Regions from separate parts of the Homo sapiens genome. Here all the other regions are linked to region 2. The links are chromatin loops, found by intact Hi-C in ENCODE. Cell type or tissue: GM12878. All regions are shown on one strand. Each heading gives the region's core, and the rest is flanking DNA. Links, peaks and the distances in the headings are about the cores only.

Region 1 (10,179 bases), core at 1,017-9,016, 1.4 Mb before region 2:
CGACAGAGCGAGACTCTGTCTAAAAAAAAAAGAAAAAAGACTTCATTGCCTCTTTCTTAAATATTTGTATATCCTTATCTACTTTTTTATTTCACAGATTTGAAAGGATTTACATTAATGATGGATACTAATTATTTAAAATGAAAATTAAAAACCTGCAAATCATAAAAAAGAAATGGGAGTTTGGCAATTGAGAATCAAATATAGTTCTGAGATTTCTGGCAACCAAGACAAAAAAGGAAGTAATAAAGTGTATTAAAGTCATAATCCAATAAGAGAAAGCATACTACTCATTGGGAGTGAGAAAATTTTCTTGTGTCCTCCTAAGAAGAATGATAGATCTGTAAGTTAGGATAACATAAAGTTATAAGTGTAGATAATTTATATAGCAGTATTTTTTACTCAAGTTGATGAATTTTTCAACTGTTTTCTCACATTGATTCTTGAGAAGGGCGCTCTTGATGGATGACATCAGGTAAGCATATAAGTGGGTATTAGGCAGAAAACCAGTTGAGTTGGGAAGCTCAGTTTGTGCAGAAAGAGCCAAGTTAGGTGAGTATGTGAATATAGCTGGGGCCTAGTCTGGAAATGCTGGTCAGTTTGTTTTGCTAGGCCCACTGGAGCCTTGGGTCATTGGCCCTCTATTTGTCTGTGTCATAAGGAGTGTGTTGGGGAAGGTAAAGCTTTCAGCAAAGCAAGTCCCTTGCCTTTGAGCAGCGTCAGTCACAAGCTCCAAGTTTGCCATAAAAATATGAAGGGACAACTTCTCTCCCAGAAACCCTGGTGGTCCTCCTGATTATAAAAGGAAGAGTGATAGGAAGGCCTGCCTGTGGAAACCTGACGCAGGAAACCTGAGTCCTTCGGAATTTTACCGTGAAGAAAGGAGAGTTAGTTGATCCAATTTACTTTGATTCTTCCCTAACGTTAGACTAATTTGCTACTGAAGGACCCTTCCAGGGGCAGACCTGACACTGACTTTTATCTCCTGCAACCAGGTGGGCCATCTGTTCTTCTGGCTGACATCTGGCTGTTGGATAAAATAGAAGTCATGCACAGATGTCCTTTTCCAGTGACTGACTGGTACCTAAAAATAGAGGCAACCACATTATCCCAGCACTTCTCCAAAGCTGTCACTAAGGAAGACTTAGTAGTCTATTGGCAACCAGATTTGACCAGTTATTCTCCTGAATTACTCAGCATTGTAACTTTTAGTGGAATGCTGATAGCTTTTTCCAGTGGGCTGACATTAATATCAAAGGTTTCTTCCGGGCCTGGAATGGAAGCTCTGTTGAAAGCTAATCCTAAGGGGGTCTCTGCACAGCTAAGGAAAAAAAAAAAAAAAAACATCGAGGCTTGAGTTTTCAAAATAAATGACACTAACTTGTGCTGACATTTCCTGTACTTTATTTTAAAAACCTAAAGGAAAACTGTTAGTGAAGTCTGCTGTAATGCAGACTGCTAAAAGGAAAATATGTAAACTTTTAAAAGCAAACAGAAATAACTAAAAAAAAATGATCCTAAATTCAAAATAACCTGCAGACACTTAGTATTCAGACTTCTGGCCTGTGAGACAGAAAACCATGAGGCAATAAATTTCTGTTGTTTAAGTCATCCAGTTTGTGGCACTTCATTATGATTACTCTAGAAAACTAATACAATAAATTTAACGTTTCATAATTACAGTCATGTTCTGCATAACGATGTTTCAGTCAGTGATGGACCACATATTACAACAGTGGTCTCAGAAGGTTATAATGGAGCTGAAAAATTTTTGTCACCTAGTGACATGGTAGCTATTGTAATGTCACAGTGTAGCACATTACTCATGTGTTTGTAGTGATGCTGGCATAAAAAAATCCTACTGCACTGACAGTCATTATAAAAGTACAATATAGAACATACAATTATGTACAGTTGTAATACTTGATAATGATAAACAACTGTTACTAGTTTTGTATTTATTATACTACACATTGTATTGTTATTTTAGAGTATACTTTTTCTATTTATTATGAAACGTTAACTGTAAAGCAGCCTCAGGCATGGTGTGCAGGAGATATTCCAGAAAAAGGCATTGTTATCATAGTAGATGACAGCTCCACGTGTGTTATTACCCCTAAAGACCTTCTAGTGGAATGAGATGTGGAGGTGGGGGACAGTGATATTGGTTATTTATGATCTTGATATTGTGCAGGCCTAGGTTCATGTGTGTGTCTGTGTATTAACATTTAACAAAAAATTTAAAAAGTTACAAAACTAAAAATAGAAAAAAGCTTATGGAATAAAGATATAAACAAATAAAATATTTCTGTGCAGTTGTACAATGTGTTTGTGTTTTAAGGTAAATGCTATTGCGAAAGAGTCAGAAAGTTTAAGAAATTTATAAAGTTAAAAAGTTGCAGTAAGCAAGTGATAATTTATTAATAAAGAAAGAAAGTTGTTAACGTAAATGTAGTGTAGCCCAAGTGTATAGTGTTTATAAAGTCTACACTAGCGAACAGTATTGCCCTACACCTTCACATTCATTCACCGCTCACTCACTGGCTCACCCAGAGCAACTTCCAGTCCTGCAAGCTCCATTCATGGTAAGTGCCCTAGACAGGTGCGCCATTTTAAATCTTCTATACCATATATTTACTGTACTTTTTGTTTGTTTATATTTAGATACACAAATACATACCACTGTGTTAAAATTGCCTCCAATATTCAGTACAGTAACATGCTATTTAGGTTATACAGGTGTGTAGCCTAGGAGCAATAAGCTATACCATATTAGCCTAGGTATGTATTAAGCTATACCATCTAGCTTTGTGGAAGTAACACTCTATGATGTTTGCAGGGCAATGAAATAGCCTAACACATTTCTCAAAACATATACCTATTGTCAAATGATGCATGACTACGTGTGGAAGCCTGTTTCTATCTATTTAGAAGTACACACACACAACATGTGTGCATGTAAGTGTGGGCATGTGCACTCACAAACACACCCTGAGGGACGTTAAGGCAGAATTAATTGTATATTTCCAAAATTAACACTCATTTTATTTTTAAGCAAAAATATTTAGGGCTCTAATTCTATAAAATGATAAAATAAACAGCTGTGTTACAGCAGTCCTAGAAACAGTTTGTATTATTAATTCTAAATCAGCCTAGAGAGTCATTGAGGTTGAATAAGAATGACAAATGTCAGTGCATCATGAAGAACAAATGAAAAGGGACAAATGCTATAGCAGACCTCAGGTGTGGGCTGCTTTGGGAGTGGCATTCTCATGTAGACATTCTTATTTGGATCATACGTAATCCACACATGAAGGCATAAAATATTTTGACAGCAAAATTCCAGTGTGCCAGCAAGTGTGCAATTTGAACCCCAGCAGCTTCTTAGGAACACGTATTAAGTTGGTGCAAAAGTGACCGCAGTTCCTGTCATTACTTTTAATAACAACTATCTCATAAAGGTGTTTTGAAGGTTAAATATTAAAGTGCCTGTAATAGTACCTGATACACAATGTACGTGGTTTTAATGGCAAAAACCACAATTACTTTTGCATCCACCTAAAGAGGGGGGATTCATTTGACAGTGAAACATTGAAGTAACTGTAGATTAAGTGACTTCTCTCAATTATTCAGTGGGAGATTCTTCCAGATAGCATTCAAATTAGAAATTATTTTATTTCTGTTCAAAGTCAGACACATTTATATAACAGCAGTGCAAACAGATATATTTGTAGAATTACATTTACTTATATATGCTTATATACAATATTATATGCATTTCATCATTATAATGTCATTCTGTTACATGTTAAAAGTTTTGAGTGGCGTGTGTATGCGTATGTGTGTGTGTATGTATCTTTTTTTGTACACTGTGAAAACTCACATACTCCAGGAGAGGGGATCACAGTTTAAGATCTTAATTAGCAACCACCCAAATTAGTAGTGCATCTTTCAGCTGAAGGGATGAGGGAGGGAACATTTAGGAGTAGGTTGAAGATAGACAACAAAGATAGGAAAAAATTTGGTTACATCTTTATCTAAGAACATTCCTGAAAGCGATAATATAGGTGAGAGAATACTAAGCAACTTGGTGAGCCCCAGGTAATCTTTCAACACACACTGACATTTTTTACTTCTCTTCAGTTACACCCTGCAGAAAGCACAATACGAACACTGGGTTGCCAGGAGTTGGTTTGCCTTGATCTTTGGGGTTGGGAGAACTGCAAAGAGTTGAAGTGGTTTAGACATTTTTAGAATTTTCTGGAATGCATTCTTCAGATCCTCATTGTAATAATGCCCCTGAGAAGATTTCCAGCATATAAACTCTACTCTAGACCAGAAGCTTTATTTAATAATTATAGATGTGTTTGTCTGAATATGGAATCATTTGTATCTTGCCTGGTTGCAATAAGCTGTTAATCATCTCCTCTCCCAGTAACATTAATAATGGTCGTACATTGTGTATTAGGTACTATTGTAGGTACTTTATATTTAACCTTCAAAACGCCTTTATGAGATACATGTTATTATTTTCATTTTACAAAAACATTGAGAATTTATGGAACAAGACAAGGATACCCACTCTAGCCACTCCTACTCAATACAGTTAACCAGGGAGATGAAAGATCTCCGTGAAAATAATTACAAAATACTGTTGAAAGAAATTAAAGATGACACAAAGAAGTGGAAAAATAGTCCATTGTGGGCAGCAAGCCACCCAGGTGCCAAGGCAAGAGACCGAGGACACAAGCTGTTCCAATATAATAAAGAAAATATATAAAATAAGAATAGTTATACTAGAAATAGATTATAGATAGATATGATGATATATGAACATTATTAATCATCAGTTTATAGCATTACCCTTTATTCCAATATTATAATAATCTTTTCTCTACAATTATAACCTAGGAAAAACCAGGCCATAAAGAGATAGGAGCTGAAGGGGCAAGGTGAGAAGTGACCAGAAGACGTGTGAGCCCTCTGTCATGCCCGAACAGGGCCGCTAGAGGGCTCCTTGGTATAGCGGTAACGCCAGTGCCTGGGAAGGCAACCGTTACTTAGCTGATCTTGGTCTAGCAGTAGCGTCAGTGCCTAGGGAAGGCACTCATTACTTAGCAGACCTCCCCAGGAGAGTTAGAGAAGACTCTGCTCCACCACCTCTTGTGGAAGGCTTGACGTCAGTCATGCCCACCCACAGCCATCTGGAGGCCTAACCGTCTCTCTGTGATGCTGTGCTTCAGCGGTCACACTCCTGTTTCACTTTCATGTTCCATTCTGTACACCTGGCTCCGCCCTCTAGATAGCAGTAGCAGAATTAGTGAAAGTATTTAAGTCTTCAATCTTTCTGAGAAGAGCATAGAAGAAATAATGACGTAGGCTGTCCTCTCTCTCTCAGCCTCAGCTACCTAAAAGGGAAAGGCCCCCTGTCTGGTGGACACATGACTCACGTGACCTTACCAATCATTGGAGATGACTCACACTCCTTACCCTGCCCCTTTGGCCTTGTATACAATAAATAGCAGTGCAGTCAGGCATTCGGGGCCACTACTGGTCTCCGTGTCTTGGTGGTAGTGGTCCCCCAGGCCCAGCTGTCTTTTCTTCTATCTCTTTGTCTTGTGTCTTTATTTCTACAATCTCTCATTTCCGCACAAGAGTAGAAAAACCCACAGACCCTGTAGGGCTGGTCCCTACAATCCATCCTCATGGATAGTAAGAATTAATATTGTTAAAATTGCCATACTGCCCAAAGAAATTTACAGATTCAATGCTATTCCTATCAAACTCCCAATGACTTTCTTCACAGAATTAGAGAAAATTATGCTAAAATTCATACAGGACCCAAAAAGAGCTTGAAGAGCCAAAGCATTCCTAAGAAAAAAAAACAAACCTAAAACATTACATTACCTGACTTCAAACCATGTTACAAGGCTACAGTAACTAAAATAGCATGATACTCATACATAAACAAACACATAAACCAATGGAACAAAAAAGGCCAGAAATAAAGCCACACAACTGCAACAATCTGATATTCAACAAAGTCAACAATAACAAGCAATGGATAAAGGATTCCCTATTCAATAAACGATGCTGGGATAACTGGCTAGCCATATGCAGAAGATTGAAACAGGACTACTTTCTTACACCATTTAAAAAATTAACTAAAGATATATGAAAGACTTTAATGTAAAATCTAAAATTACAAAAACCCTTGAAGAAAACCTGTGGTATACTATTCTGGACATAGGACCTGGCAAAGATTTCATGATGAAGATGCTAAAAACAATTGCAAAAAAAAAATTGACAAATAGGACATAATTAAACTAAACAGCTTCTGCACAGCAAAAAAAAAAAGTCATCAACAAAGTAAACAGACAACATACAGAATGGGAGAAAATACTTGCATAATATTCCTCTGACAAAAGTCTAATATGCAGAATCTATAAGGAACTTAAACAGATTAGCAAGCAAAAACCATGCAACCCCATTAAAAAGAGGACAAAGGAAATTAACAAACACTTCCCAAAAGAAGACACACACACACAGCCAACAAGCATGTGAAAAAAATGCCCAACATCACTAATTACTGGAGAAATGCAAATCAAAACCACAATGAGACACCATCTCACACCAGTAAGAATGGCTATTATTAAAGAGTCAAAAATAACAGATGCTGGCATGGTTTTGGAGAAAACGGAACGTTTGTACACTGCTGATGGGAATGTAAATTAGTCCAGTCATTGGGAAAAGCAATTTGGCAATTTCTCAAAGAACTTAAAAAAGAACTACCATTCAACCTGGCAATCCCATTATTGAATATATACCTAAAGGAATATAAATCGTTCTACCATAACAACACATGAACACGTATGTTCAACAAGATGATCTACCTGGCATTATGTTTACATATAATACTTGGTGTCACATACTGTTCCCAAATCAACGGCCTGGTAGAAAACAAAGTGTAACAAAATGGGATTGAAGCTGGCTGAATTTAGAGATGAGGTAGCCTTAGAAGTAAGTGTTAGAAAGTTTTCTTACAACCTGGGTTTTTGTGGGCCCACCTTCTTTTGTGGAGACAGTGAGGGAAATAGGTTTATTTCTTTCATTAAAACTGCACAGTCTATGAACATGTGAGAGCAATAACATTGGCTAACATCTATAGAGTACTCACTATGTATCAGCAGAGTCATCACATTGTCCAAATCTAAAAAGCATCATTCATGCTACATTCTATGTAAATGGCATCCCCTGAAATTGGGTTATTAATAGTACCGGGTGTCAGGCACTGTTCTAAACACTTTGCATATATTACCCCAATGTAATACTTATAACAACCCTAGGAGGTATGTACCATTATTATATCCACTGGACAGATGGAGGAACTGAGGTATAGAGAATATAAGTAACTAGGTCAAGGCTACATAGTAAGTGACAAAAAGTAGATTTAAATACAGCCTACTTAAATGTAGAGGCCATGATCATAACCACTACACAAACTGTCTCTACAAAGCTAGAAAAGAGTTTATGGATTTAGAAATGAAGAGATAGCAGTGGCTGGATGAAGAGCATCTGAATGAAGTTAGGAGGTAAAATGTATGCCAAAATTTTTTTTCACATTTGCTAAACCTGAGCCGCAAATTTGATTCTGAACTTTCGAGCTGTCAGTGCAGATGGAAACCCTATCAACTGTATGAGTTATAATATCTTAACAACAAATATTGTTACTAACATCAGATAACTAGTCTCTCATGAGATGTTTTCAAGAGGACATTGTGAGCAGTATCAACAAGACCTTGACAATAAATCCAGCAATTTGTTTCTTAAAGGCTGTTTCTAATAATTCCCCTTATTTTAATTCAATGCCTTAATGACAAAATGTCTGTAAAAGATATTATTGATCTATACTATGTCAAAATAAAGTTGCCCAGCAGTCCAGATTAACAATTCTCTGGTGACCTGGATTAAGCCAGAAATCGATTGTAAAGCATCCAAGGGGAAGTCCCCTTCAGGGACTTCACTATAAATATAAGCTTTTCAAATTAGATTTGGAAAGTGTTGAGCAGCAATAAATGCCAGGTTATTCTGTGTTAGAATCTGGCCTTTCTTTCCCTTCCTTCCTTCCTTCCTTCATTCCTACCTTCCTTCCTTCCTTCCTCTTTCTCTCTTTCTTTCTTTCTTTCTTTTCTTCTTTCTTTCTTTCATTTCTTTTTTCTTTCTCTCTCTTTTCCTGAAGGTCTCACTCTGTCACTCAGGCTGGAGTGCAGTGTAGCCATAGCTCACTAAAACTTCAAACATCTAGGCTCAAGTCATACTCCCACCTCAACATCCTGAGTAACTAAAACTACAGTTGCATGCCACCATCCCTGGCTATTTTTTATTTTATTTTATTTTGTTTTATTTCATTTTTGTAGAGACACAGTCTCACTATGGTTCCCTGGTTGGTCTTAAACTACTTGCCTCAGATTATGCCAAGATGGCTGACTAGACTCAGCAAGGTGGAACAACTGCCAGGGAGGGATCCAGACTACTAGCATACTTCTAACAAATCTTCAGAGGGAAGGCACCAAGATGGAGGGAAGTCGTAGAAGCTGGGCTGAACGGGCAGGAATATGGGAACTCTACACGGGGCTATTGTGCACCTGGACTCATTTCCTGCCCCCCCCATTGGATTCAGGGGAATAGGTGAGTTGAATTAGCAAGGAACAACGCATTCTCACCATTGGCCTCTGGAACTCCAGCAGGAGGAGATACTTCGACCACTATGGACACTCGAGTGGCAGAGATTGCTGCTTAGAGAAATGGTAGGGGCAGCATAGAGGCTGATGTGGAGCACAGAGAGATTAGTGTGAGAGCATCTCTAGCAGAGCACATCCAGAGACGGCCATGACCCTAGGCTTGACTTGTCCCCATAGGAGACTTTAGCCCTAGGGGAACTGTCAATCCTGAACTCTGCAGGGTGGTCTTACCCATCAGATGTGGCCAATCTGACCTGAGCACTACTTGGTCTGCTGGCCTCTACAGGGGTCGCTGGCTGGCCACAACTGCTTGTGGGGCAGTTTTGGGTGCCCTGAGGAATCACATAATAGCTTCTGTGCTGGTGGACTGTGCTTATCCAGTGAAGAGCTCCAGTAAGGTGGCCTCCATGGTCATGCACCAGCCTGCATGCTCCCTCCCACTCACTACAGCTTCCCCTAGACCCATGGCAACTACTCACATCACTTTTCAGGTCCATGTCTGCATAGGTGGATTTTGCTTTTTTTGCCCCGCCAGTGTGCTAGGGTGCATGCACCCTTCCCTGCTACTACTGTGGTGGGAGTGTAGACACCCCTTGTACCCCTGCTAACTGCCATTACAGATGGAGACTAGGCAGGAAAAGAGCCAACCAGCCCCACCTCCACCAGCACCCCACCCTTGCACTAACACTGCCTTGGAAGTGAAATAAGGTGCAGAGAACAGTAGATACTCCCCTATCCTGAGTGACCACTCCACTTTGTGACACACAGAGAAGGCATACAGACCTGGGCCTGCCAACACCGAGCCCCTGAGCGAAGGCCACCACCAGCGGGACTGCACAGTCATTAGCAGGGACCCCTCCATACTCCCACCCATGAGATGCATTGCCTCCACCACTGTGGCGAATGCCTGCATGGAAGCAAGCACCCAACCACCCGCTAGCACCCCGCAGCAGCTGATGAGTGTGCACCACACCATACTGCTGGCATGTATGAATAAGGATAGATCCCACTGTTCACAGTACTATGAAATGCTTTGGCTGACAAGACTCATCGAAGGGTAGTGACCAGGGGGTCTGGGAGCAACTTTATTTTCCTTAACCCAGTACAGTGGGTTTCTAACCTCAAGGAGCCAGGATAAAAAAAGTCAGGCCCAGTACAAGTCCCTCAGTGTTAGAGCACACAATCCAGGAGTTGGGAGCTGAGTGTTAGCCCCATAAAAGAATCCAGAAATGAAGCCAGTCAGCCGAATACAGCTTATACCAAAGTCAATACATCAAGGTCATTGAATAGAATAAAAGAAAGAAACAACCATCCAAAGGTCAGCAACTTCAAAGATTGAAGTAACATCAACCCACAAAGATGAGAAAAAAAATACAGCACATGGAGAGGATGTGGAGAAATAGGAACACTTTTACACTGTTGGTGGGACTGTAAACTA
Region 2 (10,179 bases), core at 1,295-9,294:
GGAAGATAAAAATATGAAATCAAAAAATACTTCTAGGGAAAATCACCTAATCACATAGAAGATAGTAAAAGAAAAAAAAGGAATAAAGCATCTACAAAACAAACAATAAATAATTAACACAATGGTAGTAGTCTTTAAATATCAATAAACAAATCTAAATGCATTAAATTCTCTAATTAAAAGTCAAAGAGTGGCTGAATGGATTAAATACAAAACAAAACTAGGCCCTACTGTATTCTGCCTACAAAAAAAATCACTTCATATTTAAGGACACACCTGGATTGGGAACAATAAACAGGAATGTGAAAAACAAATAAAATAGAAGTCAGATAAAATTAAAGTCAAGTCACAAACTGCAAAAAGAAACAAAGCAAGTCATTATACAAAGATAAAGGGATCTATACATCAAAACAATAAAATAATTGTAAATACACATGTGTACAACATTAGAGCACATAAATATATAATGGAAATATTAATAGATCTGAAGTGACAGACAGATGGTGACATGATAGTAGTAGAAAACTTTAATACCCCACTTTCAACAATGTATACATCATTCAGACAGAAAATAAATAAGATACCAGTAGAAACAAACAAAATAGTAGACCAAATGGAATAGACATATACAGAACATTCCATCCTACAATAGCAGAATGCACATTTATTTCAAGAATATATGGAACATTCTCCAGGATAGATTCAATGTTAGCCTGTAAAAATATGTTAACTAATTGAAAAATATTGCAATTGTATCAAGTATATTTTCTGATATTGATGATATTAAACTGGAAATCAGTAACAGAGAGAATTTAATAAAATACAAATAGAAATCCCTGAAACATAATCTTGCAAAACAGCCAATGGGCAAAAAAAAATTAAAGGAATGTTAAAAATGCATTAAGAAAACATAAAATGGAAATATACAAAAACAAATAAGATTCATTAAAAGTAGTTTTAAGAGAAAAGATTATGGCAACAAATGTTTACACTGAAAAAGAAGAAAGATCTCAAATAAACAACCTGCTATTGTACTTCAAGGAACCAGAAAGAGAAAGACAAACTAGGCCAAAGTTAATTGAAAAAATAAATAATAAAGATCAGAGAATAAATAAATAAAATGAAGACCAGAAAAACGATAGAAAAATCAATAAAGCAGAATTTATTTTTTGAAATGATGAAAAAAATCTTAGGTAGACAAAGATAAAAAGAAAGAAAATGTAAATTAAAAAATTAAAAAGAAGACATTACAACTGATATTACAAAAAGTAAAAAGGAACATGAGAGTTTTGTATGGACAATTATATAACAAAAATTGGATAACCTGAAAGAAATGACTGTATTCTGAGAAACAGTACAACCCACCAAGACCAAATCTGGAAGAAAGAAAATCTGAACAGACCAATAATGAGTATAAAAACTGAATCAGTAATAAATGTCTCTTCAAAGAAAGTGCAGGACTTTGTGGTTTCACTGGTGAATTCTACCAAACATTTAAAGAAAGATTAATACCAAACCTTCTCAAACTTTTCTAAAAATTAAGAAAGCAGGAATACTTCCAAACTGTTTTTGCAAAGCCAGCATGACCCTGATACACAAACCAGATAGTGACATTATAAGGAAAGAAAGTTACAGTTCAATATCCCTGATTAACATAGATGCCAAAATTCTCAACAAAATTCTAGTAAATGGAGTTCAACAGCACATTGAAAGAATAATTTACCATGATCAAGTAAAATTTATCACAAGGATTCAAGAATGGTCTAACATACACAAATTTATAAGATGTACTATGTGTTAAGGAATAATGACCAAAAAATAATCACCTTAACTGATGCAGAAAAAGCATTTGTTAAATGTTCAAGATTCCTTCCTATAAAAACTCTAAAACATTTAAATTTGGAAGGAATGTGCCTCAATACAATAATGGCCATATATGACAAACATACAGTTAACATAGTCAATGATAAAAAGTTAAAAACATTTCTTTTAAGTTCAGAAAAAAGACAAAGATGTCTACGCTCAACATTTTTATTTGAATATTGGTAGTAATAGCCAAAGCAATTAGGAGGAGAAATAGAAGACATTCAATTGAAAAGAAAAAAATTAAAGTATTGCCTTTTTAATATGACATGATATTTTATACGAAATTATTAAAATTGTTGAAACTAAGAAATTACTTCAGTAAATTTGGAGTTTGTAAAGTAAACATACAAAGATGAGTAGAGTTTTTGTACACTAACCTTGAACTATTAAATAGTAGAAGCAAAAAGCAAATTACATTTACAATAGCCACAAACATTAAAATACTTGGAAATAAATTTATGCAAAGTGGTGAAAGACCTACACACTGAAACTGTAAAACAATGAAGAAATTAATGAAAGCAGGCATAAATAAATGAAAATGTATCCTGTGTGTTTGTGTGTAGGACTAATTAATATTGTTAGCATGCCCATACTACCCAAAGTTATCTACAGATTCAATGCAATTCTTATCAAAATATAAACACTATTTTTATCAGAAGTTGAAAAAACAATTTTAAAATTAATTTAAAACTACGAATGACCCTGAATAGCTAACGCAATCTGGAGCAATAAGAACAAAGCTAAAGATAACACCCTATCTGACTTAAAAATATACTACAAAGCTATAGCAACCAAAGCAGCATAGTACTGGTATAAACAAAGACATCTAGAAGAATGGAATAGAGTAGGAAGCCAACAAATAAATCCAGGCATTTACAGTCCATTGATTTTTAACAAATTTGCTATAAATACACAATGGAGAAAAGATAGTTTCTGTAAGAAATAGTGCTGGGAAGAGTGGATATTCACATGCAGAGAATCAAATTAGGCCCCTATATCACACCATACAAAAAATTAACTAAAAATGGTTGAAAGACTTAGATGTAAGACCTGAAACTGTAAAACTATTAGAAGAAAACATAGGATAAATGTTTCATGACATTGGAGTGGGCAATGATTATTTTAATATCTATCCCCGAAAGCACAGGCAAAAAAGTAAAAATAGACAAATGGGATTACATCAAACTGAAAATCTTCTGGACAGCTAGGGAAACAATAAACATAGCAAAGGAAACCTACAAAATCAGAGAAGATATTTGCAAGTCATTGGTGTGAGAAGGGGTTAATATTCAGACATATAAGGAACTCCTACAACTCAATGGCAAAAATGTAAACCTGATTAAACAATAAGGAAATAATCTGAATAGAAATTTCTCTAAAGAAGACATGCAAATGACCAGCAGGTATGTAAAAACATTGTTCAACATTGCTAAACAAAATTAAGAGCAAATTAAAACCACAATGAGATATTACCTCACACTTGTTAGAAGGGCTATTAAAAAAAGATGAATAAGTGTTGGTGAGAATGTGAAGAAAAGGGAAATCTTGCACACTATTGATTGAAATTTGAATTAGTACAGCTATTAAAAAATAGATTCAAGGGAGGGAAGATGGTCAACCAGAAGTTGCTAGTGTTTCCTGCTCTCATAGAAAGAAATACTAGGCAAGTGAATACTACACCTTCCACTGTAACATCCAGGTGCACGTATGCATTGGAATTTATCAAGGAAACAACTTGACCCATGGAGAACAGAGAAGAGAAAGACAGGATGACTGCCCCCCAACCCCCCCACCCCATGGGAGTAACATGGAGACAGGGGAGGCTTTCCTGCCCAGGGAAACAGTGAGTGAGAAACCCCAAGGGCCTACATTTCTTCCACGAATCCTTGCAACCCTGGTGTCAGGAAAGCCTCTTGTGAACCTGCTCCACCAGGGCCTTCAGTCTGACATGCAGAGCTAAGTGGAGTCTTGGCAGAGCCATCACTCAGGCACACGTTGAGTCCTGGGAGCCTTGGATCCCTGGGCATTGTGGCAATAGCAGCTGCATCTCCAGCAAAGGGGCAGGTTAGCATCCCTTACATGCCCGAGGAAAGGGGCTGAATCCACGGGGCTGAGCAACAGTGACAAGCAGGCTTTACTTTCATGGAAACTTTCAGGAAAAGACCCACCGGCCTGGGACTCCAGCCACCCACAGTCAGTGCTCTTGAGCTGGCAGCAGCTACACAACTCCTTGAAATGAAACTCTCAGGGGAAAGGTTGGGCTAGCATATTTGCTATTTTGCAGCCTTTGCTGCTACTGCCTTAAGGCTCTAGAAAGTCCAAGGTGACTAAGTACTGGAGCAGATCCCCAGCATAGCACTGCCACTCTGCAGAGAAATGGCCAGACTGTTTATTATGCAGGTCCCAGATCCCATTTTTCTTCATTCAGCAGGAGGTCCCAACCAGAAGCTCTACCCACTACCAGTTGGAAATATCAGGCCCCTAGCAGCTCCACACCTCCCTGGGACAGAGCTTCCAGAGAGAGAGGTGGGGTGTCATCTTTGCTTTCTTGCAGCCCTTGCTTTAGCTGCCTTCAGACTCTGGAGAGTCTGTGAGAATAAGGGGCTGGTGCCTACCCCTAGAACAGTGCAGCTGCTTAATGGAAAAGTGGCTGGCCTGTCTTCCATACAGGTCTCAGACATTACTTTTCCTCATTGGGAGGGGCTGCATGAACTGTGACTCCAGGATAACCACTTTGCTCCTACCTGATCACTTTAATCAAATGCGCTCAGCTTTTCTCCGAAGAGAAGATCCCAGAATCAACCCACAACTCCTCCAGCATTGCAGCTGCAGTGGTACCTTTTTAAGCTCCCACAGGCAGGGGAAGGAACAAAGGGCCTTGTCGCTATGCTGGCACCCCAAGTGCACAGCAGCCAACATATACAGAGAACTCCAGTCCCTCTACTCTGGGAACTCCCATCCCCCACTCTTCACCAGGCAGGGACCCCAGCTCAGGACTGCAGAACAGCCACCAAACTCATGGCTGAGAAAGCCCACTTGTTGTGGTTCTGAAATTCCCTGGGGAGAGGCTCCCAGAGGCAACCAACAGCTCCTCTGCCATTGCCACATCAGTGGTTCTGCCCCTGCTGCCTTTGCTCTGAGGAAGAAATAAAGAGCCTGAGGGCTACACCCAAGCTTACAGCATGCCACAATCACCACATTAAGAAGAGACCTGTCTCTCCTACCTGTGAGCCCTTGACCACTTGCTCCACAACAACCAGAACCCTCAGCTCAGGCCAGCAGTGCAGCCACACCACCCCCTGGTTGAACACTCCCAGTAGTAACGGCTTCATGTTTCTTGGAGGTGGAGTTCCCAGTGGCAACTGAAAGCCCATCTGCCACTGCCTCTGCAGTGATACTGCCCCTGCTCCCCTCAAACTGAGGAAAGTGCAAAGACCCTAAGTGCCTTATTAACACGTCCAGCAAGCTGCAATTACCTTAAGTAAAGGAGGCCAGTCTGTCTCCCACAGGTCCCATCTACCACCCCTGCTCATTGCCAGGCAGGGATTCCCTGGCTTGGACCCGCAGTGCAACCCCTTCCTTCTGGGATGACCACACTGATTAATTGCAGCTCTACGTCTCTCTGGAGTGTAGCTCCAGAAGAAAAGTGAAAGACCCTCGGGCACATTTACTGTCAGAGGATCTTTTCCTAGAGGTCTCTTCCTCTATTGCCTCCAAGTTGAGGAGGTAAGATGAACTCTGAGATCAACCCAGAGCTGTGGTGTGCAGCCTGGGTTTGCCAAGTCGTGATCTGCAGCCAGCATTCAAGTGAGAGAGAAGCCCACACTTTCAGAGCATTGAAAGAAAGCACAGCTGTAACTGTGAGGAACTACAGAGAAGTCACATGATTGAGCAAGAGCCTACCTACTGACAATTATGCTTAAGCGCCACCTACTGGATCATATCTGAAATGTTTAACAACAAAAATACTTTGCTTAAGTACTACCCTGTGAAATCAAAGATAACAAGTTAGCTTCAAATCAAAACCCTGTGCAAAGTGTTTGCTCTCTGGAAACATTGGGAAAAGAATTTTGCTGAATGTAGTCAATCTACACTGCAGTTAAAAGAACACTCATACAGAGACATAAGAAAGAACCAGCAAAATAAATCTGACAAGTCAAATGGCCAGAGTCTTCGAGTTTTCTGTCCTTGAAGTGACCATTCTAATTTTCCAGCAAGAGTTCTTAATAAGGATGAGATGTCTGTGATGAAATAAACAGAACTCAGAATATGGATATGAATGAAGATCATTGAGATTCACGAGAACATCAAAACTCAGTCAATGCAAGGAATCTAAGAATTACAAGAAGATGATACTGTAGCTGATATACAAAATAGCCAGCATAAAGAAGATACTAACTGATCTCATAGAGCTAAAAAAAAAAGAACTACAAGAATTTCATAACGCTATCACAAGTATTAACAGAAGAATAGACCAAGCCAAAAAAAGAATCTCAGAATTTGAAGACTGCCTCTCTGAAATAAGAGAGGCAGACAAAGGTTTTTTTTTTTAATGAAACCAAATGAAAAAAAAAAACTCGAGAAATATGGGATTATGTAAATGGACCAAATCTACAAATCACTGGCATACCTGAAAGAGACAGGGAGAAGGTAAGCAATGTTAAAAACTTATTTCAGGATATCTTTCATGAAAACTTTCTCAACCTCGCTAGAGAGGCCAACATTCAAATTAAGAAAATGCAGAGAACCTCTGTGAGATACTACACAACAAGATCTTCCCAAGACAAATAATCATTAGATGTCCGAAGGTCAAAATGAAAGAAAAATTGTAAATGACAGCTAGAGAGAAAAAGCAAGCCACCTGCAAAAGGGAACCCCATCAGGCTAACAGCAGACCTTTCAACAGAAACCCTACAATCCAGAAGAGATTGGGGGGCCTATATTCAACATTCTTAAAGAAAAAAAAGATCTCCAACCAAGAATTTCATATCCAGCCGAACTAAGACTTATAAGTAAAGAAGAAATAAAACTATTTTCAGACAAGCAAATGCCTGTTACTAGCAGACCTTTCTTACAAGAACTTCGGAAAGGAACACTAAATATGGAAAGGAAAGATTTTTACAAGGCACTACAAGAACACAGTTAAGTACACAGGCCGGTGACACCTTAAAGCAATCACACAAACAAGTTCACATAATAACCAGCTAACAACACGATGACAGAATCAAATCCACACATATCAATATTAACCTATAGTGTAAATGGTCTAAATGCCCCAATTAAAAGGCACAGAGTGACAAGCTGGATAAACAAGCAAGACCCAATCATATGCTGTCTTTAATCTCACGTACAGACACACATAGGTTCAAAATAGAAGAATGAAGAAAAATCTGCCAAGCAAGTGGAAAAGAGAAAAGCAGAAGTTGCAATCCTAATTTCAGACAATACAAATGTTCGACCAAAATTAAGCCAACAGGGATCAAGAAAGACAAGGGAGAGCATTATATGATGGTAATATTTTAAATTCAAAAAGAAGACCTAACTATTCTAAATATATATGCATCTATCCCAGGAGCACCTAGATTCATAGAGCAAGTTCGTAGAGACCTACAAGGTGAATTAGACTCCTACACAATAATAGTGGAAGACTTCAGTACCCCACTAAAAGTACTAGATAAATCATTGAGGCATAAAACTTACAAATATATTCAGGACCTAAAATAAACACTGGATCAAATGGACCTGATAGATTTCTAGAGAATTTGCCAGCCCCAGAAAGCAGAATATACATTCTCCTCATTGCCACCTGGCACATATCAACCCCTGTCTGAACACATCTAGTAGTAACGGCTACTCTAAACTCTAAATGGAACTCTAAATTGGAAATCACAATAGGACGTCAAACAATTAGCAAATGCAAAAGAACTAATATCAAACCAACCACTCTCAGACTACAGCAAAATAAAATTAGAAATCAAGGCTAAAAATATTGCTCAAAGCCATACAATTACATGAAAATTAAACAACCTGCTCGTGAATAACTTTGGGTAAGAAATGAAATTAAGGGAGGAATCAAGAAGTTATTTGAAACAAATGAGAACAAAGACGCAAGAACCCAGAATCTCTGGAACATAGCTAAGTCAGTGTTAAGAGGAAAAATTACAGCACTAAACACCCACATAGAAAAGTATGAGAGTTTTCAGGTTTACAACCTAATATAACATCTAAAAGAACTAAAGAACCAAGAGCAAACCAACTCCAAAGCTAGCAGAAGACAAGAAATAACCCAAATCAGAACTAAACTAAAGGAAACTAAAAAACAAACAAACAAACAACAACAACAAAAAAACATTTAAAAGATCAACAAATCCAGGAATTGGTTTTCTGAAAAATTTAATTAAATAGATAGACCACCAGATAGAAAAATAAAGAAGGGAAGAGAGAACATTCAAATAAACACAATTAGAAACATCAAGGGGGATGCTACCACTGATGCTAAGGGAATACAAGTAAACATCCCAGAATATTATGAACACCTCTATTCACACAAACTAGACAATTTAGAAGAAATGGATAAATTCCTGGGTACGTACAACTTCCCAAGACTGAAGCAAAAATAAATTGAATTCTTGAACAGTCCAATAACAAGCTCCAAAATTGAATCAGTAATAAGTAGACTAACAACCAAATAAAAGCCCAGGACCAGATAAATTTATGGCCATATTGTACTAGATGTACAAAGAAAAGTTGATAAAATTTCTACAGAAACCATTTCAAGTAATTGAGAAAAAGAAATTCTTCCCTAATTTATTCTATGAGGCAGCATCATCTTGATACCAAAACCTTGGAAAGATACAACAACAACAACAAAAAGAAAATGTTAGGCAAATATCCTGAATGAATGTCAATGCAAAAATCCTCAACAAAAAACTGGCTAACCAAATCCAGTAGCACTTCAAAAAGTTTATTCACCATGATAAAGTAGGCTTTATTCCTGGTATGCAAGGTTGGTTCAACTTATGCAAATCAATAAATGTGATTCTTCACATAAACAGAACTAAGGACAAAAATCACATGATTATCTCAATAGATTAACAGAAGGTTTTTGATAAAATTCAATATCCTCCATGTTAAAAACTCTCAACAAACTATGTATTGAAGAAATAAATCTCAAAATAATGAGTCATCCATGACAAGCCCACAGCTAACATCATACTGAATGGGCAAAAGCTGAAAGCATTGTCATTGAAAACTGGCACAAGGATGCCCTCTCTCACCCCTCCTATTCAAAATAGTATTGGAAGTCCTGTCCTGAGCAATCAGGTAAGAAAATGAAATAAAATACATCCAAATAGAAGGAAAGGAAGTCAAAGTAGCTCTCTTTGCACATAAGATGATTTTATACCTAGAAAACGCTATAGTCTCAGTCCAAAAGCTGCTTTAAGCTGATAAAAACAACTTCAGGACAGTCTCAGCATACAAAATCCATGTACAAATATCATTACCATTCCAAAACACCAACAACATTAAAGACAAGAGCCAAATATGCAATGCAATTCAATTCACAATCACCCCAAAAAGAATAAAATTCCTAAAAATTCAACAAACCAGAGAAATGAAAGATCTATTCAAGGGAAACTACAAAACAGTGCTCAAAAAAAAAAAAAAAAAATCAGAGATGACACAAATAAGTGGAAAAACATTCCATGCTCACGGATAGGAAGAATCAATATTATTAAAATGGTCATACTGCCCAAAGCAATTTAGAGATTCAATGCTAGTCCTATTGAACAAACAATTAAATTTTTCACAGAACTAAACCAAAAAAAAGTTTCAAAATTCATATGGGACAACAACAAACAGTGCTCGAATAGCCAAGGAAATAATAAGCAAAATGAAAGAAGCTGAAAGTATCACATTACCTGACTTCAAATTATGCTGCAAGGCTACAGTAACCAAAACAGCACGGTACTAGCACAAATACAGATACACGGGCCAATGGAACAGAATAGAGAGCCTCAAAATAGGGCCATACACCTACAACCATCTGATCTTTCCCAAAGCTGACAAAAAAAAAGCAATGCGGAAAGGGCTCCCTATTCAAGAAATGGTGTTGGAAAACTGGTTAGCCATATGCAGAATATTGAAACTGGACCCCTCCCTTACAGTGTATAGAAAAATTAATTAAAGATGGATTAAAGACTTAAATGTAAACCCCAACACTATAGAAACTCTGGAAGACAACCTAGGCAATATCTTTTGGGCATAGAAACAAGGAAAGATTTCACGAAGAAGCCAAAAGCAATTGCAACA
Region 3 (10,179 bases), core at 1,070-9,069, 460 kb before region 2:
AAAGCTTAAAGTATATCTAATTATATAACACTTCTATTTGGCAATTATTCTTCAATAAAGCTTGGGAAAAACAATTATTTTGATTAATAGTTGTTGTCTCAGTAAAAAGAAGCAAAGGCAATACAATAGGGCAAAGATAAATGTTTTAACTAATGATGCTAGAACAACTGGACATCCACATGTGAAAAAAAAAAGAATCTAGACTCAGACTTTACATCCGTCACAAAATTCACTCAAAAAAATTATAGAACTAAATGTAAAACACAAATCTGTAAAGTCCCTAGTAGATAATATAGGAGAAAATCTATGCAGGGCAAAGTGGTTCACAACTGTAATCTCAGCACTTTTGAAGGCATAGGTGGGCAGATCACTTGAGATCAGGAGTTTGAGACCAACCTGGCCAACGTGGCAAAACCCCATCTCTACTAAAAATTATGAAATGGTTTATATCTACAAATACTGGTATGAAACAGTTCAAAATTACTTGCTTCTTAGGTTCTTAACTGGAAATTAGGATTATTAAGGGTTAATAATAACTGTAGTACCAGCTATTCAGGAGGCCGAGGCAGGAGAATCGCGTGAACCCGGGAGGTGGAGATTCCAGTGAGCTGAGATTGTGCCACTGCACTCCAGCCTGGGCAACAGAATGGGAAAGAAAGGAAGGAGGGAGGGAGGGAGGGAAGGAGGGAAGGAAGGAAGGAGAGAAGGAGGGAAGGAGGGAGAGAGAAAGAAAGGAGGGAGGGAGGGAGGAAGGAAGGAAGGAGAGAGAGAGAGATAAAGGAAAGAAAGAAAAAGAGAAAGAAAGAAAGAAAGAGAAAAAGAAAGAAAGAAAGAAAAAGAAAGAAAGAAAAAGAAAGAAAGAAAGAGAAAGAAAGAAAGAAAGAAAGAAAGAAAGAAAGAAAGAAAGAAAGAAAGAAAGAAAGAAAGAAAGAAAAGATAGAAGGCCTTGTGTTTGGCAATAATTTTCCAGATAAAGTATCAAAAGCATAATCTATGACAGAAATGATAAGCTGGACTTCACTTAAAAACTGCTCCATAAAAGACAACAAGAAAAGAAGAGGTCAGCCACTAAATAAGATAAAATATTTGGAAAAAATATATGATAAAACACTCTTATTTAAAATATATAAATGCCCTTTGAAACTCAACAATAAGAAAACTAACAACCTGATTATAAAACGGGTGAAATCCCTCTACAGATACATCACAAGGGAAGATATACAGACGGCACATAAGCACATGCAAAGATGCTCAACATCACTATTACTATTAAACTGCAAATTGAAATAACAATGAGATACCATTACAAACCTATTAAAATATGGAAAATCCAGGACATCGACTAAATTTTGGTGAGGATGTTGAGCAAAAGAAATTATTGTTCATTGATGGTGGAATACAAAATGGTACAAGCACTTTATAAGACAGGCAGTTTCTCACAAAACTAAACATACTCTTACCATACTCTTAGTCTTTCTGGGCTGATATAATAGACTTTCATACTGTGTGGCTTATAGACAAGTATTTATTTCTCATAGTTCCGAAAACTAAGGTGCTAGCATATTTTTGTGTCTTCTAGGAGTCTGCTTCCTGGTTCATAGATGACCATCTTTTTGCTGTGTCCTCAGATGGCAGAAAGGGCAAGTAACCTCTCAAGGGTCTTTTAAAATTTTTAAATTGATGCATAATATTTGTACATATTTTTGAGATACCTGTGATATTTTGATATGTTCATAGGATATGCAATGATTAAATCTGGGCTTTTAGGATATCCATCATTTTGAACAACTATCATCTCTTTGTGTTGGGAATATTTCAAGTCTTTGTTCTAGCTACTTAGAAACATACAATATACTGCTGTTAAGTATAGTCACCCTAGTGTGCTATCAAACACTAGAACTTATTCCTTCCATCTAGTTGCTTGTACTCATTAGCCTGCCTCTCCTCACATTTCCCCAACACACACTCTTCTCTGGGGGCTCTTTTATAGTGGCATTAATCCAATTTATGAGGGTTCCACCCTCATGACCTAATCACTTCCCAAAGGTCCCACTTCTAAATATCATCACATTGGGATTAGAATTTGACATATTAATTGTCAGGGGACACAAACATTCAGTCTATAGCACATACCATTTGGCAATTGCACATTTTGGTATTTACCGAAATAAGTTGAAAACTAACATACACAACAAAAACTTCATATAATTATTTGTAGCAATTTGATTAATAATTGCCAAAACTTGGGAGCAACCAAGATGTCCCTCAGTAGCTGAATAAATAAATAAGCTGTGTAGGCTGAGCACAGTGGCTCATGCCTGTAATCTCAGCATTTTGGGAGGCCAAGGAGGGTGGATCACTTGAGGCCAGGAGTTTGAGACCAGCCTGATGAACATGGCGAAACCCCATTGCTATTAAAAATACAAAAATTAGCTGGGGGTGGTGGCAGGTGCCTGTAATCTCAGCTACTCAGGAGGCTGAGGCAGGAGAATCCCTTGAACCCGGTAGGCAGATGTTGCAGTGAGCCGAGACCGCACCACTGCACTCCAGCCTGGGCAACAGAATGGGAATCCATCTCAAAATAAATAAATTAATTAACTAAATAAACAAATAAATAAGCTGTGGTACATTCAGACAATGAAATATTATTCAGCACCAAAAAGAAATGATCTAACAAGCCATGAAAAAAAAAATGGAGAAAACTTTAAAAACATACTACTAAACAAAAGAAAATAATCTGAAGGCCAGGCACAGTGGTTCACACCTATAATATGAGCACTGGAAGGCCGAGGTGGACAGTGATCCCTGAGGTCAGGAGTTCAAGACCAGCCTGACCAACATGGTGAAACCCCATCTCTACTAAAAATACAAAAATTAACTGGGCATGGTGGCAGGCACCTGTAATCCCAGCTACTCGGGAGGCTGAGACAGGAGAATAGTTTGAGCCCTGGAGGTGGAGGTTGCAGTGAGCCGAGATTGCGCCATTGCACTCCAGCCTGGGTGACAGAGCAAGGCTCTGTCTCAAAAAAAAAAAAAAAAAAGAAAAAAAACCTGAAAATTCCAAAAAGTGTGATTCCAACAATATGACACTCTGGAGAAACAAAACTAATGGGTCAGTAAAAAGATCAGATTTGCCAGGATTTCAGGGAGAGAGGGAGAAACAGGCAAAGCACAGAAGATTTTTAGGAAAGTGAAGACACTTTGTATGAGACTATAAAGATGGATACATGTGTTATATACTTGTCAAGTCTTGTAGAATGTACAACATCTTAATGTAAAATATAAACTTTGGGTGATAATGATGTCTCAGTGGAGTTATACCAGTTGTAACAAATGCACCACTGTGATGAAAGATGTTGATAATGTAGGGAAGCTGTGCATTTGAGGGGGCAAGAAGTTTATAGAAAATCTCTGTATTTTTTACTCAATTTTACTCTGAACACATAGCTGCTCTAAAAATAAAGTTTATCTAAAAAAAAATGCTTGCAACTGACTTAGACAGAACAACTCCGCAGCAGAGGATACCTCCCTTGCATCAGAGTAGAACAGTGTGGCTTACCAGTTATTTTCCTTATGGCCTGGGTTCTTAAACATAGACAGATAAGACAGTGACTCATTTGGATGACAAGATTAAGAAGCACCAGAGAAGTAACTGAGCTTCGAAAGTCTGATGTGTAGTGCTTTAGGGTATATCAGTATAGTTTCATACCCTGATCTCACAGTGCTATAATTTTTACCGTTTGAGTTTCATTTTTAGATGGTTTATTCCAAAATTAATTAATCTGGTTGTTTACCAGGTGACCAGAAGGACCTAGAGAAGGAGAACACTGGGGACCTAGGAAAATAAGCAATTTTGACAAATTTGCAGACTTACTTAGATGTGGTGGTTTTCAATTTTGTGTGTACATTAGGCTTACTCCAAGAGATTTAATAAAAATATTAATGCCCAGGCACTAGGCTTCAGAGATTCCAATTTAATTGATCTAGACGGAGTCTGAGTAAATCTTTTAAAAGCACCTGTGATAGTTAATTTCAGGTGTCAATTTGGCTGGATTAAGGAATACCTAAGGCATTATTTTTGAGTGTGTATGCTACATTCTTTCCAGAAAAGATTGGCATGTGACTCAGTATAATGAATGGAGAAGATCTTTTCTCAATGTCAGAGTGCATCATCCAATCAGCTGGAAACCCATATAGAACAAAATAGTCAGAGGAGAAACAACTTTTTTCTCTCTCCTTGAGCTATGACACTCTTCTTCACCTAGCTATAAATATTAGAATTCCAGGCTCTGTGGCCTTTGGACACAGGAACTTACACCAGCAGACCCATGAGTTCTCAGGCCTTTGGCCTTGGACTGAGAATCACAACATCCGCTACCCTAGTTCTTAGGCACTTAGTGTCAAGGTTACACAATGAAATACAGAAAATATTATAAATTATACAGATTATTTGAGCTAAAAGATTGAGAATGACCACAAGGGGGCATAGCATTAGCAGCAGTTACAAGTGGGGTATTAAAGAAAAAGAAGAGGTGATTTTCAAGTTGTTTGTCAAAAATTTACATTAAAATAGCATAATCTATTGATTGGCCATACCTTGTCGTTTTAATTGCAAATTCCAGGAACATGAAGATAATATATGAGGCAATTAGGCAAAAATTACCTTTAAACAATTGCTTCTGGGCATGGGGGTGTGGGGAAGAATGGCTGAAGTTCCATACACGTCTTTCTGAGCCTAATAAATTTTTTATACCTCACATAGGTCAGACTTCTCCGAGCTATTTTTCTTTTCTCATTTTTCCCATTTTAATCAAGGTCTTTAGAAGAAAAAAATCATAGAAAAACTCAAATGATTTTGGCCTTTTATGTCCAGGAATTTAGTCTCACATTGCTAAGAAGGCTTTTTCCCAGAAGATCCTTTACTACATGGGGCAAGGAGAACAGATACATCTCAGTGAACAATTGTATGGAAACCAAAAGTCAAATTGGGAAGGCATCACAGGATGGCATAAATTAGACCATATTCAAGTCACTGATTTATATAGCTGTTGTCTCTTGTTGAAATATTTCTAGTCTTTGGAATACCATGAGTTCAGGTTTCTCACAAGTAAAACAATGAGAGATACATAGTAGAACTATACTACATATAAGGATTATAATCAAAAGGAGAATGTGTACACTAGAACTAAAAGTATTTCATTGGAGAGTCAATTAAGAACATCATGAAGAAAATTAAAACCTGGTTCTTCTTCAGAGCAATGATATAGCCAGTAAATAATTCTGAATTTAGTCAAAATTGTAGGAAAGTAATAAAAGCTCAAAAACAATGGTCAGAGCTGGAATTTATTAGGTTGGTGCAAAAGTAATTGCAGGTTTTGCTGTTAATTTTAATAGCAGAAATTGCAATCACTTTTGCACGAACCTAATAATAACAAGTGTGCTATAGTTTTTTTATGAAACATAGTGCTTCTCTTTCCAGTTCCCCATTTTTACCAAAGTTGAATCTTAGTAGGGCCAATTTACTTGCAAGATAAGTTTTAGTATTATACATGGCCTGATTATTTGCATAAAGTGCAAAAAGAATGCTGAATGATCATATAAGTTTTAAGTTGGCTTTGCTGGAAATTTTTGATAAAGAATCTCAGATTAGACTTTTAAAAGCCTCTCAAGGTTAGGAAGCCAAGCCAAGAATTTACCATGAGACTGTGCCTGGAATGCCTGTATAATTTGAATGAGTTTATCTCTGCTCAAGATCCCAAAATACCTTGAGTGTCCTGGGATTGTAAGGAAGTAATACTTTTCACTTACTGCAAGATCAGGAAGCTTATAAAGAAAGCACATAGACATGGTAACAGGCCAGTCTTTTCAAAGGACTTTTTATTGGTTCTATAAAGTCAAGTTGCTAGAGACAGGAGGCAGATAATTTCTAGGCAGAAAAGACCCCACTCTCAAGCCTGGAACTACAGCCCAAAGTGAGAAAATGCATTTCTGTGTTCCCACTTGAGTGCTGCATTTTCCAAAACCACCCATTACCTGCCCTGTCCCCCATACTGTACCCATAAAAACTCCCAAGATCACACCAGCAGAGAGAAGAAGTGGCCAAACATCGAGAGGAGAAGCAGCTGGACATCAGAGAGAAACAGCTTGACATCAGAGGGATGGCTTGATGGTGGGACTTTGAGAAAGTGTCTGGCCAGAGATGACCAGACTTCAGGGGAAGAATACCTTCCCACTCAATCTCCTTTCCAGTTTCCCTTCCCACTGAGAGCCACTTCCATTGGCAGTGAAATCCCCTGCATTTACTATCCTTCAATTTATTCATGTGACCTGATTTTCTCTGGACACCAGACAAGAGCTCAGGATGCAGAAGGCTGTCACACTGATCCTCTGTCCATGTGAAAAGACAGAGGGTCCACCAAGCTGTTAAACACTTAAGCCATCCACAGATGCCAAAGCTAAAAGAGTGCTGACTTTAACACTCCTTCTGGGGCTTTAGGGGTTGAAGGTGCTCCCCTAAGACACTACCACGGGGCCTGCATGGAGTTTGCTCCTGTCAGTGCCCAGAAGTACTCACCTCGGCTTGGCTCCTGCAACAACTCAGCTGCACTTCCCCTTGCCTGAGGGGTGGATCCTAGTGAGTGAAGCCAGCCTAAGCAGCCAGCTAGCCCTAGTGACTTCGCTCCAGCTCCCCTACACCCTGGGAAGAGGTCAGGGAAAATTTCCTATTTCAAAGTCAACCTCATTTTCTCAAAGCAATCTGTTCATTAGCATCTGAAAATAAGCCATTCCAGTTAAAGTGTTGGTAAAATAACCAGTGTTTTCAATTGTGTTTTATTACAAAAAAAAAACAGATTTAATTGAACGTATTTAAATAACTAGATTGGCACAATATAAGAATACTCATGAATAGTTTCCAAATTTTGCAAAATTCAGGTAGAGAGGAAGGTAAATGTTTCAACTTTTCTCACAAAATATACTTTACTCAATTGCTGTAAGCTATACGTAGCTCAAAAGAAAAATGTTTGACTCTGGAAAACAAAATATAAAATGAATCAGCAATATTTTACACAAAATGTTATAAAAAGGATTACAGTTTTCTATCAGTTTAGTTTCATGTAAGTTATCAGAAACCTATATTCATGAATAATTGCCAGAGTCCTTTTCACAAATTTTTTCAAAGAAAAAGAAAATTTTGGACTGAAGGTGATTATAAACTGAATTTTGATAAGAATTAAAGAAAAACCATAATTATCTGTGGATGACAAGTGGCTTAAAATAGCCATTGTTAAAGACACAATTTAAGACTGAATTTGGTTATTTCTGGGGCATACATCAATTTACTATAATAATGATAATTATGACTGATGACATATATCAAGACATATCAGAAATTTAGGAATTTCCTACAATTTTGGAACACATGTTGATTACACATTTATGTAAATTAACTCAAAGAAAGTTGAATGCTATTTCCTTTTTTTTTTGAGGTGGAGTCTCGCTCTGCCACCCAGGCTGGAGTACAGTGGCATGATCTCGGTTCACTGCAACCTCCGCCTGTCGGGTTCAAGCGATTCTCCTGCCTTAGCCTCCTGAGTAACTGGGACTACAGGTGCACGCCACCACACCTGGCTAATTTTTGTATTTTTGCTGGAAACGGGGTTTCATCATGTTGGCTAGGATTGTCTCCATCTCCTGACCTCGTGATCCACCCACCTCGGCCTCCCAAAGTGCAGGGATTACAGGTGTGAGCCACTGTGCCCGGCAAAACACCATTTCTTAATTGACAAGTTGACAAGTCTTTCCATATGATTTTAACATACTGAATAAGTCTAGTATGTATCTCTTGGTCACCCAGGGGTTCTTGTTATGTCCAAGTTAGCTTGGGTCAATACGACTACATTTTAGAATTTGAAATTTAATTTTTGGTAGTATGTCAAATATTAAATATTTAAATTAATGTTAAAATAAAAAAGTTCTAAAATACACGATTAAAATAGAACCACAGATCACTGAATATAACTGTCATTTATTTATCGAACATTATTATGTAAAGATTTCATAAAGTGAAAACTTTTATTCTTTGATAGAGAAGAGACTGTTTGCAATTGAGAATCCTAAAAAAGACAGTATGATGCAAACTTTTCCCTGCCTTTTCTGTCATTTACTCAAAAGTTAAACAAATCTTTTACTATATCTTATTAATACTACATTAAATTCTTATGCAAAGAAGAAAACCAAATTTTACATTTATATTAGTGTATATCTATATGGAAACTAATTTTAATAATACCTGATAAAGAAATCCATCAAATTTAAGTCAGCTTTGAGCACAGGAGTTAAAATTTTCATAAGCCTTTAACAACCTCTTAAAATGATTAAATTAAAAAGCAGATCGATGATCTAAAAACCTCTGTTGTTCTGACACAGGGGCAAAGACTATGGCTTTGCATTTGTGTATTTTGATATTATTGCTCAATTTTCATAGGAACTTATAAATAATTCCCTTCTAATTTTAGTGAACTTCATCACACATAATTTCCTTCATGAGATTAATTTTCTGTAAACCTTTTACAACTTGCTTAAACTTTTATTTTGTCATGTATATATTTTAATATATATGGACAATTTAGGCAAAAAATATTTTTTCTCTTTGTTATTTTTACCACACAAATTTTTCTCTAATGTAAGAGAAAAATGATACCCTTTTTAGCTTTTTTAATCAAAAATGCATCTTACTTTTTTATTTACTCTGTATATAGAATTGTTTCTATTATATCTAATAGTTTTAATTATATATAAACTTCAATATAAACCCCTAATAATCCTAATTTACAGTTAAGAACCTAAGAAGCAAGTAATTTTGAACAGTTTCATACCAGTATTGGTAGATGTAAACCATTTCATAATTTTTAGAAAGATGTTGTTTTCAATTTATGAACAGATTTAAATATAGTTAGCTTTTCTATACAATATAAATGACTCAGAAATGTTATTATGATCTGTTACTTAATTTAACATAGCATGACTTAAAGTTTTAAAAAAACAAACTATGGAAAGATCATTTATAGCTTTTATTCAATTTTCATTCAAATGATTTATTGATTTCTGACCATTGTGTTTTAATCGTTAAACAAAGAAAGTCACTGTAAACCAAAAATAAAATTTTAAGCCCCCTTGACCATCTGAATGGGCTTGTCCTCTCTGCCAAGGGCATTGTAAAGTTAACCTGAAAAACTTATTCAGTCCATGATGGGAATGAGAGAGTCATATATGCTTCATTATGCCCCCCTCCCTTTTGGAATTAAGAAAAACCTGACCAGCATTAACATCAGCACAGACCTTAAGACTGATAGAACAGAGTGTTTAATTTTGATATCAGACATTTACAATCTATTCTCTCTGAAGCCTGCTACCTGGAGGTTTCATGTGCATGATAAAACCATGGTCCCCACAACCCCTTATGTTAACCCAGATATTTCTTTCTATTGATCCTAAGTCTTTAGACAGTAACTTAATTCTTTCAACCAATTGCCATTCAGAAAATCTTTGAATCTACCTATGACCTGGAAGACCCCACCTCCAGTTTTCCTGAGTTTCTGGGCCACAGCAAAGTACATCCTACATGTATTGATGGATGTCTTAGGTCTCTCTAAAATGTGTAAAGCCAAGTAGTATGCTGACCACCTTGGGCACATATTCTCAGGATTTCCTGAGGGCTGTACCATTGGTCACTCATATTTGGCTCAGAATAAATGTCTTCAAATATTTTACAATTTCACTATTTTTGTCAATTATAATTTAATGACAGAATTACGTGGGGCCTCAGAAAAGACTCAGGATGCCGGAGGAGTTGCTCAGACTTTGATCTAAAGTCCAGCAGGGGCCCACTGAAAGCCTACCTGACTTTGAGCTTCTCCTCAAGTGGAACTGGTAAATCCTTCTGAGACTTGGATCTTTCTTTGGTTGATGGTTCTTGGCATATTTTGAGCTGTTTCTTATCCTCCTAGGAAGTTGTTGTTTAGGATCTTAATTCTGGCTTGGAGATATATTCTAAAGCATCTTCTCCATTGCCTTTTTCTAAAAACCAGGCAAACAACCCCTCTTCAGGCATCCTGTTTGGTTTCAATTTTGCATTTTAATGAGTCTTCTCCATTGATTTTTCTTCCCAAATTAAGGTCA

The links. Peaks named below come from ENCODE experiments on the same cell type or tissue, not always from the same donor. Only the 100,000 strongest peaks of a DNase experiment are listed, where the experiment ranks them.
Region 1: a loop joins it to region 2, with 6 times the contacts of the local background. A loop is called at or near these places in 5 of 110 quality-filtered maps.
Region 3: it touches region 2 in a loop (22-fold over the local background); 6 of 110 quality-filtered maps call a loop at or near these places.

The regions. Positions count from the first base shown.
Region 1 is chrX:83,630,274-83,640,452 of GRCh38, reverse strand. No RefSeq gene overlaps it. Among named protein-coding and RNA genes, the nearest start is that of POU3F4, 130 kb to the right of the region's middle. RefSeq lists an enhancer at 5,092-5,441. In GM12878, for the core only: a CTCF peak has its summit at 5,020 (motif pointing right); a DNase peak (open chromatin) is centred at 5,202.
Region 2 is chrX:82,214,132-82,224,310 of GRCh38, reverse strand. No RefSeq gene overlaps it. Among named protein-coding and RNA genes, the nearest start is that of SH3BGRL, 1.0 Mb to the right of the region's middle. In GM12878, for the core only: no CTCF peak of the experiment used is centred there; a DNase peak (open chromatin) is centred at 5,770.
Region 3 is chrX:82,670,888-82,681,066 of GRCh38, reverse strand. No RefSeq gene overlaps it. Among named protein-coding and RNA genes, the nearest start is that of POU3F4, 830 kb to the left of the region's middle. In GM12878, for the core only: no CTCF peak of the experiment used is centred there; no DNase peak of the experiment used is centred there.